2 separate regions of the Homo sapiens genome follow, and region 2 is linked to region 1. Evidence: chromatin contacts called from ENCODE Hi-C data. All regions are on one chromosome and are shown on one strand. The core of a region is the stretch at or near the end of the contact, and the rest is flanking DNA. Distances in the headings are between cores, read along the strand shown.

Region 1 (5,462 bases), core at 337-2,836:
GATTTGCCATGCACGTTTATCTGGTGGGGATCCTGCTAAAATGTAGATTTCTGATTCAGGAGGTCTGGCTGGGACTTGAGAATCTACATCTCTAAAAAGCTACCAAGCAATGCCAATGCTGCTGGTCCAGGGACCGTACTTTGAGTAGCAAGGAGCTAGTTGGTTGATGAGAACCAAGGTCCTCCCTCCAAGCCTGGAGATGTGATAAGAGAGTGTCACCTCTATGAATGTGAGATATATATATTTTTTTCTTTGGCTAGATGAGCAATATTTTGGTAATTTGGAAGGTAATTTTCAGGCAGGTGATATATACACATGAACAAGTGTGGCACCCTTATCCAGGCAAAAGAAACACACATGATGTACAGATTGGCCTTTCCTATGGAGGGAAGAGTGAAATTGAGACTTTAAAGACCCCTTTCATTGAACTTTGTAAAAAGTTGCTTAAAACAGCTGAAAAAATTCTACTCCAAAAAAATGGAGTGCTCAAAACTAAAATAATAATAATGATAATAATAAAATGGATTGAGGCTTGGGTTTCATAAGGCTGTTTCTCAGTTCCAGTATACCAGACAAATTACAGCCTGTGAAAGTAATTTTGTTTCCCCCTACCCTGTACTTTCAGCCTCCTAAGTAGGATAGGAAACCTGGAGATAAGAAACAGAAGGAAAAATGTAAACTGAGGACCTTTTCTTTTGGCCAAATTGAATGTTCTACTTTTAAAGGGGAGGAATTTAGCTGCTTTTTTTTTTTCTGCCAAAATTGCTTGAGTTTTCCATTCATTGTCATTCATTTTACATTTCAAAGTGCAAACTGCAAAGTGTAAAGTTGTATGGTGGTAATACACACAGTAGAATTTTGGTTGACACTTCCAGCTCTGATGAAGTAGAGATGAAATAAATCTGAAACACATCTAAATAGGCTTGGGGTTTGCATTCTATCCCATCTAAGGGAAGCTGAGTAGATCATAGACGGATGCTACTACAGGTTTCGTTATTGGTAATCCTTCGGAAAGCGACACGGAAACACATTAGAACTAACCTCCACTGCCTTCCATTTCATCTAAACAGTGGGGTGAGGGTCTGGGTGGGAAGGAATTTTATTGAAAACAAAGTCTGAAGTAAAAGCAACAAATCTTTACTAGTGAAAAGTCACCTAATTAATTTAGATAAAAACTTTATCATCCCACATGCAAAAAGAATATGTGGTTTTCCGGCTTTGTTATTTACATTAAAAATTACTTGTTCATGAAGTTAAAAAAGCGCAATTACCCTGAATGAGGTGAATTAAGAAAATATTTCATCAGTGTAGCTTGTCTTTTCAACTGGCTGCCTTTTTGGAGTCTCTTGTTGATTTATGAAGTGAAAATTCTGTCTTGTCTTTGGTGAGGACGTTCTGTAGCCTTCCTACATAGTTTTGGTATTTGGGTATGCACATGTTTTTGGCAGCCTGGAGAATATCCTGGCTGCAGTGACAGAAAGACATAACTCACTTTTCGTTTGGTAAAGGAGTAATTAATTTGAACTTCTGGACATGAAGCATTTGAGAGCTGGAACTGGGTGCCTTGCGTAACCATGGTCTGCTGTTAAACTCTTTATAGAAGACTCTTCTTGTTCTTGGAACTTTGTCTGGACTTCAGAGCAGGCTGATTTAAGTGTTGAGAGCCTGGTCTGGCAAGAGTTGTGTTTATGCTTTTCTCTCTGAAGGCCATGGATCTGACCCCTCCAAGGAAGCCAAGCTATTTTTAGGGAAAGTCTAGAGTAGAGTGGCATTTTCTGGGAGAATCTGTGGCATTTTTTGTAGAGGACTCTTAGGGCAGGGATTGGGATGGGGCTGAAGACCCCTATGTCTGCCAGCAGCTTCTCCTCCTCCCCGCCCTTAATGGGCCAAGGCTGTACTTCTGTTAGTGGATTCCATATTTGCTATGGTGGAAGACTGGCCTGTGAGACTTTCCTATAGGAAGTATATGGAAGTCCTCTGTCTAGCAAAGGATTCTCTGATTACCAATGTCTAATTTAACCAGTCTGAGGTGGGAGCCTGGGAAATCTGTAGTTTCTAAAGCTTCCCAAGTCATTCTAATGTTCATCCAGGGTTGAGAACCCCAATATAAGGCCTCGAGTGTGTTCTTATCTTGGTCCATTTCATTCTCCAGCTTCTGCAGATCTCCAGAACTCTCTCAGTTCAGACTGTTATGTTGAAGCCCTGGAGATAAAGGGATGACCTGAGCAGGGTGTCTGCCTTTCAGATACCCACAGTCTACAGAGAAGGGTTATCTGTAGCACCAGCTCACCCTCTCTGGTTCTGACTTGGCCTTCATTGTCCAGTCTTTGGGCTTTTTGTCCTGGTTCTTTTCTGTTACTTGGTCTGCCATCTAGCACTTGCCTGAGCTTCCTAATGTGTGTATTCCCTATGTAGATCTAACTCTGGGCTTAGTTTAGACCCCTATTCCCAACAGCATGGTGTTATAGGAATCCTAAAATGGATGGGTTCCATGGCGAGGACTGCTGGGGAGCCCCACGTCAAACAAAATTCAACACTTGTCTTGACTATAGGGCTCCTTAGAATATACTCAGGGGCCCATGTGTGTCTTTAAGAGGAGAGTAGGGTATACAGTCTTTCCTATCTGTCTCTTCTCAGGAACTCTATCAGGGACCCTCCTGTGGATATCGAATAGTCCGTAAAGTTTACTTTGGCCAGTACTGTTCTAACCTCTGGGAATTGGTCCAGCCTCCACTCTAGAAAATGTAGCTGTTTTTATCCTTGGTCTAGATCGCTGACTCATGTGTTCTGTCTCTGGGCTGACTGGCTCCTCTTTCTCAACCAGTCCTGCCTGTCTCTCCCTGGAATCCAAAACTGTGTGCCACTTACCTTTCATACAATGACAAACCCAAGTGACAGAAATCTCTCCATTTCCTTCCTTGCAGAGTCAGGCAGTGGCATCATTTATCTATTCACAATCCCTGTATTAGGTAGTAGAGAGGAAATGAATTCAGTTCTGCAAGAATTTATATTGACTACCAACTGTATGCCAGGCAATGGGCTTGGTGCCAGGGATACAAAGTTGGGTGATAGTCTGACTTTGCCTGGATTAACTCATGTTCTAAAAGAGCACACAGTGATCCTGAGCCCATATTATACTGTGTTCTATGATGGAGGAAGAGGAGTCAGGAGGGAAGGGGTTTAGGAGTCTCTAGGAGCTCCTGCTAAGGGCACTAACCCAGCTGGAGGGCATCAGGGAAGTCTACATGAAAAGGTGATTCCTAAGCTGGAGTTTGGAGGAAGAGTTGGAAAAGATGGGAGAAGGAAGTTTGTTCAGGGTGAAGGAATACAATGATTAAAGGCAAAAATGCCTGAAACACTGTGGCAGGATGAAAAAGATTGAAGGCATGGTATCTGATTGTGAAGAAACAGGATGTACACATTGAAATCTACCTGAATATCTGGAAAAAGTAATTCAACCATAAATGCTTAGAGTGTCCACTGCATATAGAATTTTTGAGGAGAGATGTGATAAAGGAACCACTAGAAGAGAAAGTAAGGAAATGGAGAAGCCAGACAGACCCAGCACCTGTTGGGGATTTAGATACTATTTTCAATCTCCAGATGTGGAAATTGAGACTCAGAAGAGGTTCAGTGACTTTCCCTGGCCCATCCAACTACTACTTACTGGAGCTGGGATTTGAACTTTGGTCTGGATTTATTAAAGAAGCCTCCATAGAAGAAATAATTTTTGCACTGGAGTTTGACAGAGGGGAGGAGCCTGCAGATTTTTATCTGGCACCTGATGAAATAGTTTCTTCACATGCCACATCATCGTCCCTTAGCTTTCTGTTGTCAGCGGTAGAATTCTGGCCTTTTAGAATTTGAAGTGACTTTTCAGATCTCTTTACAGATGAGGAAACTGAAGCCTAGAGCAGACAGGCGATTTCCCCCACTGAGTAACTTGACAGGTGGGGCTGAAGCCTGGTGGGCTGATACAACACACCTTTATTCTTTTTACTCTGACATGACATTATATTGGTGGGAGATAATGTCCTCATTCATTATTGTTTGCCTCCAAATATCAATTGATTTTTAAATATTAGAACCATTGTAAGATATGGTGGTTAAAATGATAAGAACATGTGCACATGTACCCTAGAACTTAAAGTATAATAAAAAAAATGCTTTCAGCATCTTCATGAGAAATTGACCAAAATCCCAAAGTTCTGAAAACAAAACTTTAAAATGAATTTTCTCTATATTAGTTTAGAACAAAGTCTGACCTGAAGTGATGTGAAATTATAATCTTCATTCATCCCACTTAGTAATGTCAGGAAAAATTGTGAAAGAATTTGAAATTGGTGGAAAAGATTCCTGGATGTCTTGTCTAGTGCATCCTTCTAGCTTATCTATGCCTTACATTGTCTTTGAGTTATTTTACAAGTCTGTAAGTTGTAGGAAACTGATAATAATGCAAAAAAATTTTTGCCTCTAGAAATGCAAATGAATTGTGTGCCCTGTATTATGCAATTGTTTCTTGTCCTGTGGATACCAGCTTTATATCCATTTGTAAATTCACTTCAGTATTCCAGATGGCCTGTATATGTGTGTTACTTTGAATTCTTCTTTGAACTGATACAATGTCTTACTCTCTCATTAATTAAAAGATTCAGTAAAATCTTTTCATGTATTCATTTTACATTTATGTAAGAATTATGATTTTACCTGATTTAAAAAAATTTGACCCTTTAACAGCATGAAAATTCTTATCTTTCACTCTAGAAATATGAATACCTGCTAGGGATGTTAGCTCATATACTGTATAGTTATACAGTATATAAACTATATTACCTTTCTAAGATCTGAAAAAATATCTGAATTGCAGTATGTTTATATGACCACAGGAATTCAGACAAGAAATTATGTGCTTGTGATACATTACTCCTTGTACTATTGTTTTCTTAGTGTCAAGTCACTAACTGTGAACTAAATAGTTTGAAAAAAACAAAAGCTAATTCAAATGAAATTATATTTTAATTTTGAATTTTGTATATAGTTATACAGTATATAAACTATATTACCTTTCTAAGATCTGAAAAAATATCTGAATTGCAGTATGTTTATATGACCACAGGATTTCAGACAAGAAATTATGCGCTTGTGATACATTACTCCTTGTACTATTGCTTTCTTAGTGTCAAGTCACTAACTATGAACTAAATAGTTTGAAAAAAACAAAAGCTAATTCAAATGAAATTATATTTTAATTTTGAATTTTGGGGGCAAGAGAGAATTTATAAGTATAAGGACCATTTAATAAGAGTTCATTGTTTAGGTAGATGGTTGGTTTTTTTTTGAGATTAATTAGTCCAACATGCTGACCATCATATTAAGAATAAGACAAGTACCAAAACAGGCACCAGTACTGCATAGTAGTGATAAGGTGCTTTTTTAGCCAGATGGGTCCAGTACTACTTAAT
Region 2 (6,314 bases), core at 3,784-6,283, 190 kb before region 1:
AATGTTTCTAGTCCCTTCAGAGCAGGCTGGGATCCATTGATTTTTCTCTAGTTCTCTGGGGCTGTAGGGGTCGGGGACAGGCCTCTCTCCTAAGTCCAAGTTACCTAGTCTTCTTCGAAGGGGTTGGCTGTGTGTGTTGTGCACATGTGCTCACTGTGGTGAGAAGGACATGTACTAATGTTTGTGTTAGCAGAAATTATGTGTTTTTGTGTATACTCGAGTGGTGTGTTTGTGGATAGGCATGTAGCAAGACTGTGCACTAGTTTATGTGTATGGTATGTAAGCACACATGTTAGCTGTATGCTTAGGGTTGGGCATATACCAAATCTAGAGGAAAGGATGAGATGGAGGAAGGGAGGAACTTTGCCAAGAGGAGCAATAAGGCTCTGTAGCTGATACTCATTTGGATAATCAGATCGATGGGATATATGTGAGGAAGAAAGGAACGGCATGAGGATCTGCTGCTGGGGCTAAAATGGAGTCCTTTGGTGTCATTAGTCTTTGGTAAACATATTTGCCTCCAAGGTTCCTCCTGGCACACTGCTGTGGAGCTGACTGCAGTGTTTATTTTCGGATGGAATAGACCCCCAGCAAAGTTAGACAATACTACTGGGATCAGGGGAAGTCCTCAAATTATCATCAGAGGATCAAGGAAGGGCAAAATATGTGCAGCCTCAAGGACAGACACTCTCCCTTTTCTTTTTTATTTCAGCTGGAGCCATGACTCAAGAGAGCACAAAGCCACCTCTTTTCTTTTCACGTAAACTAATAATGAACTAATGAGTAATTGGGAGGATGAAACTGGTATTTTGCTGAGGGAACTCAGGAAAGCTGATGGTTCTTTTTCCAGACTTTTCGCTCCTTCCCTGGGGCCTCTTCCTTCTTCCTTTCAGATTCTGTGTCCCACAGACCTTTTCCTGGCTGACCCTTAAATGCTCTGCTGTGGAGGAAACTTTAATTTTGTTTTTAAAAGCAAAACAAGGCTTACCTGAAGAGGATGAGGCAAGCCAGAGAGGAAGAAAATCATCTCATCTGAAAAAGCGATCTAAGCTGTAGCAGAAACCCTTGTCACTGTAAACTAGAATGGAATGTTTTTGTCACGTGGAGAGAGGCCCATTTTGCTTTCTGTGGAGGTACATTAGTAAAAAGGAAGTTGCCAGAGTATACGTGTGTCCTTGCACATGTCTTCTGTTCGCCTTCTAAAAATGGGCAAAGCACGCACATCTATCTTGTGTTTATCCATACACAGGTCTGTGCATGCAGACACAGGCCAGATCCACATGCAGACATCCTTTTGTATGCATACTGTGGGACTAGGTACATAGGAAGACCATTTTACGTGCCCTCTCTTGGTTTTTCATTGCCAGCTGTCACGGAGAATCTGAAACAGAGAAAAATTTATTGGGTAGTATTTAGAAACATGTCGGTGGTAATGACTGCAGCTCTGATTTCAATTAACACCCACTAAATTTAGGCGAATGCAGCGCATTTGTAGACCTGTTGAACATGCTTGGCATCACGTTGCAAAAATCTGAAGTGGCCATGGTTTAAAAAACATTTCATGCTGACCACTGCTTTCATCCTTCCCCCCTTCCCCCAATCTGGCATATGGTAGCAGGCTCCCCTGTGAAATGTAGAAACTTCAAAATTCTCTCAGTTTGGATTTTTATAAAATGACCTTTCAATTGCAGAGAGCACAGTTAAAGTTTTAGCGTCCAATCTTGCTTAATGAAATACTACTTTGGAGTTCATAATTCATCATTTCTTACACCCTGCTCACCCCCTTTTCTGACTATTTGGGTGAAAACAGCTGGGGAAGTGCTGTATTTTATGATTAAGGCACTAAAAGATTAGCCATAGGCACTGCCCATCCATGGGGCTACAGAATTCAGGCTGCTGACAGCAGATCTGTTTTGAATCGGACTCAGATTAAAGTGAGTGAAAATCATTTGGGGGCTAGGGTTCGAGAGGTCACACATGTGATGAATTGTGGGTGCTTGCCTGGCTTCCCAGGCGAGAACCATAAGCAATTATTAAATGCCATTGTGCGTCAGGAAGGGTTGGTTGGTGGTGACTTTGAAATTTTCCAGAAGCAAGCCTGGGAGATTGCAAAAGGTAGTGTAAAGTGTTGGATGGGAGAGGATGTGGAGGGCTGTTGCTTAATTTTGGGGGAGATTTTTATTCCCTTCCCATCTTTGGTTTTTCCTGGGTCTGTAGTGATAGAACCATCATTCCAGGGGGATGGGGTGGGTCTGTGGGGGAAGCCTCTATGGTACCTTTTTTCTTTGCCTGATAAGTTCTTCAGTTGCCCCCTGCTTTCTCTGGGTGCTGTGGGAATTAGTGGTTTTCCACCAGCCTTGGGCTGTTCTGTGAGCATTAACATACCTTTATAGACAACCTCTTTTTCATCCACCGAAGCCATCTCGAGCTACCCTGGCCAGCTATGCAGCCAGCAGAGATTGATAAAAAGTCTGGGCTCATTCCCTCCTGAAGGTGCAGGGCTTGGAGTGTCTTGGATAGGTGAGGCTGTGCCCTGCCCCCTCCTCAGCATTTTCCATCTGAGGTGATGTGGCTGATCCCTTTGGACCAAGTCCAGAAAGCCCTTTCGTCACAGAAAGGAAACTCCCCCTACTGAATCTACCCTTTTCATATTTGACCTGGATCTCTCCCACCTCTAAACCCTCCCCTCTTCCCTAGATTCTCCTTTTCTAGCTTTTGGGAATAAATCTTTCTGAAAAGGAAAGAAAAAATTAAAAAAAACCAAACCCCAAACTCAAATAGGTTTAGTTGGTGATTTAGCAGTTTTTTTTTTTCCAGTGACTCAGTTGATTTATTCAGCAGTTACCAAATGCTTGTTGTGTGTGATGTGGGGGCTTAGGCATTAGAGATGCAAAGATGACTAACACCTAATAGAGGAGACATGAAGAAATAGGTGACTGCAACCCAGCCAAGGGAGGACATCCTGAGGGATGCATCAAGTACGACGACGTGGACATATGGCAGTCGGCCCATCCTGGAGGGGGTGGAAAGGGGTCCTGGAGTCAGAGTCTGAAGCGACCAGTAGGCTGAACCGTTCAGGAGGCTGAGGAGGACATTTCAGGCAGAAGGGCAAGTGTGAGCCATGGCAGGGAAGGGTGGAACAGTTGCAGCCAAGGCTTGGCTTGCCCTGGTGAGTGACTTCCCCACCTGCCATTATTTGACCAGCACAATATTTGGCCCCTAGTTGTCTCTGTTTATTCAGAGAGCACACACTGAGTGTCTAAGTTGTGTGAGTAACTGTCTTAGGTGTTTGAGAAGAAGAAGACCTCGCCCTCTGTGCCTCTTATTTGCCCCTGCTCTTCTTTCTCTTCTTTTTCCCTCCTGAATTTTTCCCACGTTTTACCTCTCTTCAAGATAAGGAATTGGGTAGGAGAGGGAAACAAAGGGTGTGGCCTCCCCAACAAGTATCTAAAGTGATGGGTTCCTGGAAGACCCCATGCTTGTGTGTGGATAAATTGTGGGGACAGGACAGTATACCAGACATCAAGATCGCAAAGTTGGGCAGGCACAGTGGCTCATGCCTGTAATCCCAGCACTTTGGGAGGCCGAGGTGGGCAGATCATGAGGTCAAGCGATTGAGACCATCCTGGCCAACATGGTGAAACCCCATCTCTACTAAAAATACAAAAATTATCTGGGGCTGGCGGTGCATGCCTGTAATCCCAGCTACACAGGAGGCTGAGGTAGGAGAATCGCATGAACTCGGGAGGTGGAGGTTGCAGTGAGCCGAGATCGCGTCACTGCACTCCAGCCTGGTGACAGAGTGAGACTCCGTCACACACACACACACACACACACACACACACACACACACACACAAAGTCGCAAAGTATTGCTCAGTCATACTTAGGTAGAAATGGCTGATAGTGGTATAATAATCTCCAAGGATTATCTGCATGTTTCCATAACTGATCCTAATGGTTGAAGTATTAATGATGGAGCATCAGTAGTCTGGAACCAGGCAAAAGTATTTGATTTTAGGGGAGAGGTTGGGGCATTGATAATAGCCCCAAAGGACTTCACATAAATGGTTGTCGGTTTCCCCCATACATAAGTTCCTTTGCTTCCCGTGGTCTTTAGTTAACTGAATCCTTTTTTTGGGGTGCGGGGCGGGGTTAGGGAAGACTGTTGGCCATATCAAAGGATGTAAAAAGAAGGACCATTAGGACTCCCATGCTATCTTCATTTCTTTGTTATTGTGTGGTCATTGCATGTAGGGGACAGGGCAGCTATAGTATCTAATCACAGAGATCTTTCTGGAAAGAGCCCTTCCAGAAGGAAGATTTGCCTTAAGAGATACCCAGGGTGATGAAACAAACACCTCAGCAGTAGACTCCCCTTTGCTGTGGCCCCAGTGCTCATGGGTTAGAGGTGGTTTGGAATTTTCTTTTGCTCTTAAGGTTCTGCACCTGAAGTGATGCTAGTCACTTTTTGGTCCAATAAACTTGGAATAAAAGGAAACTTTTTTTTTCTCCAGAGTAGGTTTTCACAGGTCTTTGCGGGGGGCTGTCGGGCACAGGATTTGGGAAGGGTCAGGGTGGGAAGAGAATGCCAAGCCCTGCTGGGGGTGGAGTGGGGAGATAGGGGCCTGTCTGCATTACTAGTCCATGGCGGCCGTCCAGCCTGTGGCCTCTCTTGCACAAAGGCTTCGTTCTGATTAATGGCACTCATGTCTTGGAGGCATGGATTGTATTAGACCTTGTTTAAAAGTGCTCGCTATACATTCACTTCCCCTGGAAGTGCACCAAACTAGGACGAGAGGAAAAAAGGGAGCAAGAGAAAGGCCCTGCATTTGGAAAGAGTAGACAGAAAAGCTTTTTTTCATAAATGCTTTCTGTAACTTTCTGTGCTCTTCAAGGCATTATCTCTGCAGAGCTCCTATGGGAGAGCATGGGGAAAAAGTGAAGACAGACGTCTTGGGAAAGAAAATGGGTTTCCCTGCCAAAACTGGGAGATGGTGCTGGCTCTCTTGGCTTTTTAGAAACTCCAAGAAATCTGCTGACATTTTAAAGGAAAAAAAAAGAGAGAGATGATTTATGATGACATCACATGTTGCCCAAGCAGATCCTGTGAGAGGAAAATGGCTTTTATAGAGAGCATGTTGCAATAAAGAAACAGTGAGTCACTGGGGGAGCATCACCAATTGAAATGCCTTCAGTTATTTGCCCTAACTGGCCCCCAGTGCAACCAAAGACATTGGCAGCTTCTGGGGCCTTGCTCTAAAGAGATTCAGCTCTAAAGAGAGCTGAACCTAGAGCGTGTGCTGCTTTCTGTTTCCACATCTCCCTTTCCTTCCCAACCCCTTTCTGATGACTGATTTCATCCTGCATTTGTTTTTAGCTTCCTGTCAGCTAAGGTGGGTGTGCAAGTGTTGCACTGGCTGCCCATGTGTGTGAGTGTATGTGCGTGTGTGTGTGTGTGTGTTTGTTGAAGGGTGTGCCACCCCATGTATCAAGTGGTGGGCAGTGGAAGAGGATGGTAGCATGAGGGGAGCCAGAGACTTCCTTGCTTTCCTTGGAGTTGCAGAACAATGCTAGACTTTTGCAGAGGGGTGAGTGTTTCTGCCGTGCTTGGAAGAACCTGGAGACTGGTATGGGATGAGGGATCCAGTGTGAGGCCTATGGGTGCACACGGCCTTCTGGGCCTAGGAACCATAGTAACTGTGCTTTAAGCTTCAAACAAGGTGCAGAGCTTGGTGTTGGTCTCCATGGACTTCTCTCCTCTTGGTTGTCTATTGTGTGTGGTGGCTCACCACCTGCAGGGCACTAACCCTGAATCAGCAATAGGAAGGAGTCTAAGAACTAGTCTTTGGTGGCCCCACACTTCTGGTTCTTGGATGCACCTCTCCCCTTTAATAATACTTTTCCCTCTTTTCCTCAAGACTCTACTACCTTCCTGCATTTCCTCTGCCACCATCAACATGGTTTGAGGACCAGGTCAGAAACCCTTTTGTATTAGGGTTGAGTTGCCAGAATAAGTTCTGCCTACGTTGCATTTATTTGCATTTCAGTGAAGATCAAAACATAAAGGTGAGGCTGAGTGTGGTGGCTCACACCTGTAATCCCAGCACTTTGGGAGGCCGAGGCAGGCAGATCACTTGAGGACAGGAATTTGAGACCAGCCTGGGCAACATGGCAAAATCTCGTCTCTACTAAAAACACAAAAATTAGCTGGGTGTGGTGGCAGGTGCCTGTAATTCCAGCTACTGGAGAGGCTGATGCATGAGAATCACTTGAACCCAGGAGGTGGAGGTTGCAGTGAGCTGAGATTGCACC

What was found. A loop is a pair of places that touch in the nucleus more often than their neighbours do. Pooled maps may share reads with other maps.
Region 2: a map of prostate gland shows a loop between it and region 1 (2.4-fold over the local background). The contact joins two enhancer-like sites. A Hi-C loop is called at or near these places in 2 of 168 maps with a recorded cell type or tissue (cardiac septum and prostate gland) and 4 of 50 pooled maps.

The regions. Positions count from the first base shown.
Region 1 is chr10:75,661,370-75,666,831 of GRCh38, forward strand. All of the region lies in intron 2 of LRMDA (leucine rich melanocyte differentiation associated), which reads left to right. Among named protein-coding and RNA genes, the nearest start is that of MIR606, 110 kb to the left of the region's middle. Within about 2 kb of position 1,587, at least 7 of the 41 ENCODE cell types and tissues checked have a DNase peak (open chromatin) inside an H3K27ac peak, as active enhancers do.
Region 2 is chr10:75,464,143-75,470,456 of GRCh38, forward strand. The region is part of intron 2 of LRMDA (leucine rich melanocyte differentiation associated); the gene reads left to right. Among named protein-coding and RNA genes, the nearest start is that of LRMDA, 36 kb to the left of the region's middle. Within about 2 kb of position 5,034, at least 10 of the 41 ENCODE cell types and tissues checked have a DNase peak (open chromatin) inside an H3K27ac peak, as active enhancers do.